Linked DNA regions of Mus musculus: region 1 is linked to region 2. The links are chromatin loops, found by intact Hi-C in ENCODE. Cell type or tissue: gastrocnemius. All regions are shown on one strand.

Evidence for each region. Hi-C counts contacts between places; a loop is a spot of excess contacts. Peaks named below come from ENCODE experiments on the same cell type or tissue, not always from the same donor. Only the 100,000 strongest peaks of a DNase experiment are listed, where the experiment ranks them.
Region 1: it touches region 2 in a loop (4-fold over the local background); 2 of 42 quality-filtered maps call a loop at or near these places.

Annotation. Positions count from the first base shown.
Region 1 is chr9:101,687,757-101,690,256 of GRCm38, forward strand. No RefSeq gene overlaps it. Among named protein-coding and RNA genes, the nearest start is that of Gm31326, 300 kb to the right of the region's middle. In gastrocnemius, no CTCF peak of the experiment used is centred here; DNase peaks (open chromatin) are centred at 1,455 and 2,220.
Region 2 is chr9:101,924,812-101,927,311 of GRCm38, forward strand. All of the region lies in intron 15 of Ephb1 (Eph receptor B1), which reads right to left. Among named protein-coding and RNA genes, the nearest start is that of Gm31326, 58 kb to the right of the region's middle. In gastrocnemius, a CTCF peak has its summit at 1,499 (motif pointing right); no DNase peak of the experiment used is centred here.

The sequences.
Region 1 (2,500 bases), 240 kb before region 2:
CAATTTGTATGAATTCTTTATGTAGCAGAGATATCAAACTATTTCTGAAGTGTTTGCTCTGTACTTCTTTGTATGATATTTTTTCCTTTGGCTTTTGCTCTACAGGAGATGTGTGCTTTGAGTATAAGTTCTATGCCCGTAAATAACAGGGGCCACATTTAAATGTGTGTGCTTTCATCTTTACATGGTCCATAATATGTTTTCTCAGGCAAACTAAGTCTGACTATAGAATGCTTAGATTAGCAGCCAAGGATGTATTCAGGGGACAGGAGAAATTGGATCACTCTGTGAGAGGAATGGCTAATGACACTTTCCTCCTGATGAGACTCTGTGTCCCACTCTTCATTTATGGATTCTAAAATATTTATTGGATATCTACTCTATGCCAGGCTCTACTGCTGAGGACATGCCGAACCCTTATTTAATGGTCACTGAGATTTAATTGAGGTCTGATGAGATGGATGAATGGTAAACAATATCAATAAGTTAAGTATTACCTTCACTGCATTCTTAGAGTTATTATCTTTAGGATCTATAGAGACAATCTTGAGAGCTCAGAACAGACTTAGCCCCTACCCTTCAGCTGTTCACAGAAGATTGGAGAAGGCAGACAAATAAAATACAATTAAAATGGAGTATGTTAGGAGCTGTGAGGGGGAGGTAATGTGGTTTGGGGGCCTTGAAAAGATGCAGTTAGGTTTCATGGAAAGGCACAGCTTCTTGGAGTAGTAATGTCCAAATGGAAACATGAAGACTCTCTTAGAATGGCTGAGAGGGGAGGGTTGGTGGTCACAGTGTTCTTGGAAAGACAGCAGCTCAACTTTGAAATGAGAGAGAAACCTGTGCTGAGAAGAGCCAGATGTCACCACAGTCAGTCCTTGCATTGTTTGATATGCTCACCCCTTCCATCCTCTCTTCCCTGGTTTCTCAGAATCTCAGGTTGTCGGGCTTAGCAGCAAGCATCCTTACCCAATGAGCCATCTCACTGGACCTCTCCCTTCTTTTCTCAACCTTTGTAAAATATACAACCACCAACGGAACACTAGTGGAGAGAAGATTGGCTTGAGAATCAAGACAGTCAATTTTCAAGTGTTCTGCTATGTTGTAGCATTGTGACTTTGAAGAGTTGATCCTACCTGGGCTTATTTCCTGTTCTGTGAAAGTAGAGACCAGGCAATTCCAGAGCCCACCTTGAGTTATAGAAGCTGCACAGACTCTCTGGAGCACAACTGTCCAATGGCCATTTATCATGTCTGTGTCCCAAGCTCACAGGAGGCACCTAAATCTGAGAATACTCACAAATAGTCCAAGAAGGGATTTCCCCCCTCCCCCCAAAGTCAGCAAACCAAATTCCCTAGCTAGATTCTGCTGAGTCCCAGCTTCCAAACCTCAAGCACAACCTTCTAGGCGATCGATTTCCACAGAAGCAGTCAAGCCGGTGAGTGAGAGCTTCTGGAAGGTACTTGAGAACTCGGCGGGGGGAGGGGGTGTTTCTAGCCAGTTCCTAGTGTATTATGGGCCCTCAGTTAATACTCATCGAAGTTTCATTGACATTTGATGAGATGGATGAACCATACAATATGTCAATAAAGTTAAGTATTACCCTAACCACATTCTTAAAGTTATTAAAAGTGTCAAGGGCAGGGTGATTTATTTCTTCATTCTATGGAAACATTGCAAAAACACTATGTCTAAAAAAACGCGCAGAGCTTAAATGATAATGATTTATCTTTCTGGTTCCCCTCAGCATTTAGTGTCAGAGACCATTTCTGATGCCATTGTCTCTTGAAGGTCTTTGGCCATTTGACACCATTTTTTTAAGAGCTTTGGGAGATTGCTGTCTGGACTAGAGGCTCAGAAGCTGATGTAAATTCAGTCCCTAGCCACCTCCTGTCTGCAGCTGATCTCTGGCAGCTGCCTAAGTGTGACCCTTTACATTTGATGCCATTGCCCTTGAGTAATGGGTACTTTAGTGTGTGTGCCTGTGGGGGTAGGGGAGCTGACCAAAGCTCAGACCCCGAGTGAAGAGATGAAAACCATAGCTTCCCCCCTCTGACATAGTATGTCTCTTGGGAGGTTATAAACACCAGTGACCGCTGTAGCTGGAATTATCTGCTCTGGGAATTTGTGGTCACTGTGAAATCATTTGGCATATTCAGGTATGCAGTGGGGATCCTGGGGTGACCAGCCTTGGGTTCCCAGGGTAGCTTGGCCACAGGACTCCAAGGGCATGAGAATCCTGAGCCTCAATGTGTGCCTTTCAACATCTAAGATGCACATGCCAGGGGCACAGAGCCTGTACAGATGCTATCTAGCAGCACGTTCAGAGAAAAACCTGGAAAACCCTATTTTACTGCCCAAATTAACAATGTGATTAAAAACCACGTGCAAAATGACAACAGCTGAAACAATAACCAACCTTTCAGCCTTGCAGCTTTAGGGAAGGCTAAACCCATAAGTCCCCCTCCACAGCTGCTCACAGGCGCCCCCTCTTTCAAGG
Region 2 (2,500 bases):
CAGTGACACCGGGTCTCGGACAAGACAAGTGTCATTCAAAGAAGCAATGCCCTGGATATCACAGAGCAGATAACCAGAGAGAAATGGGGTTCAAATCCAAAAGCACCAGGTTCCCAACCTCCCTTACAGGTCTCCTTTCAAACTCTTCTATGGTCTTGTTTATTTTTTTCCAAGCTCCCTGGCCCTTTGTACACTGCACACCTTTATAGACCCTGGGTTGGGTCTGTATGCACAATGCTTTGGCCCTCAAGCCCCTCCCCCACCCCATGTTAGCTGTAGTCAATCTCTCCAAGGCTGCAGCTGCTTGAGATAGGCAAATTGCCCTCGACTTTTATAACAAATCCTTCGGGGGAAGCAGTCGTGAATTTTGAATTCACAAATTGCCCCGCCATCTATTTTATGGAGTTGCTCATTTTCTTTCTTACCCCATCTCTCATCTCTCAAGAAACAAACTGGATTGCTCTGGTTGGTACTTGTGTGCCTGTGTTTTACTTTGAACTAAATCCCTTCATTTTCAGTTTACCTTTCCTTTTACATTTTCTCCTTGTTTCTTTTTTCTGTGACTTTCCCCAGACTGGAGGAACAGCTTTATTTGACTCAGTCACGGTGGGGAGGAGGAGAAATATGCTAAAAACAATAATAGTAAAATACTCTGGCTGATGAGAGTAGTGGGCAGACTAGAGTAGCCCTGACCCCATAAACAGGTCCTTAGGCCCTCTGATCACCTAGGACATCCTTCTGGGCTCTGCAGGATGGGGAGGCTGGCTCGTTTTAAACTTTATTTCTTTAAGTTTTGTTCTGTACATTTGGCAATCATTTAAAATGTGTAGGGCTGCCTTTTGGAGGGATCACCAGGGCTGAGCTTTCATAAAAACATGTACTGCTATTTAGTGGATTCAAACGGAAATGCACATTCAAACCATCGCCCTGGAGAAAAACCCAGACTCTATCGTTTCTGAGAAGAGGACGCCTCACAGTGATTGAGCATGACTGCAGGCATCGGCTGGAAGCAGTCAGTGTCTGAAAGCTGTCTGTCTACGTTGTGGTGAGAGGCTAGGAGTGGGTCTCCACTCTTTTTTCCTGGATGCAGCAACAGGCCTGACTATAAAAAATAAATAAATAAAAATAAAAACAAAACCTAACAATACAAAAACAAAACCAAAGTCCAGTACTGTGCCTAAGATATAACAGGCGATCAGTTAACATTTGTCAGCTGCTTGCTGGACTGAGGGGTCCTCTGGCATAGGCCACCAGCATCTTCTCTGATGCTATCAGAACATACTGTGGCTCGGGTGCTTCCTCTGTGTGTGTGTGCGCGTGCGCATGTGTGTAAGGAAGGTTTGATTTCCTGGCTTGGATTATTTGAACTCCTTTGAGTACAGAAGGCAAAAGGCAAAATCTGAATGTGGTCCTTCCTGTGTTTTCTCATCTCTGTCACACATCAGAGTCACCTGAGGAATACTGAAGTCCCCTGGTTTTCTGACTCATAGCATTAACCAGAAGCCTGCAGGTGGCACCAGTACTTTAGGATTTGGTAGCCCAGGCTGGCCTTGGACTTGATATGGTAACTGAAGATAACCTTGAATTTCTGATCCCCCTACCTTCCCAGTGCAGACATGCACCGCCATCTCTAGTTTACACAGGGCTGGAGGATGAACCCCCAGGCTTGATGCCTGTTAGGCAAGCGCACAACTGGCAGAGCTTCATCCCCAGGCTAAGGCTTCAGTGTTAAAGATTCCCAGACTAGTCCAGTGACCAGCAAAGCCTAGGACTCCTTTGAGCCCTGAGGCAGGTGTAAACTGAACCAGCAGCCAGAAAGCAGCTTTGTGTCCCATCTTGGCTCATGCGTTGGACGCACTATTTCAGAATCTGCTGAATAGAAAGACTGGAACTAGATAAATATTTCCCAAACTGCAGCTCCATAAAAACCTGTCCCTCAAAACTACAGTTCTATGGTATTTAATAATTTGAAATGGGATTTTCTTTCTTTCAGAGTTTCTCATGGCCTTTATAATGCTAATATGAACAGCGAATCTCCACTAGGGTGATAAAGTGGATAGCATTTCCCAAATTTATTTGACCGTGGGACCTCTTTTCCAAGGAGAACCTATTAACATTTCCCACAGCTGATGCTGCTTGGAACATTCTCAGGGAAATAATGGACCATGTGGATCTTTAGGAAACTGTCTAACTCTCATCGTATTTGAATAATTTTACTTTGTGTATTCCTCGACCCTCTTGTGGGAGGAGCAGACTGGTAAATAATGCACAGGGGTGGGGACGGAAAGCGTGTGTATTTATAAGTGTGAGGATCACACTCCACACAGCTCGGCAATCGCTGAATCAGTGCAGTACCCTGCTGGCAACTGGATCGCCAGTGTTGGCTGCTGTGTCCTCCCTTCCCATCTGGATGCTCTCTTTGATGGGCTGAGTCTATAGCCTTAAATGTGGGAGAGAGAAACCACATATGGTGATGACTATGAGAAACTCTCATCTGGGG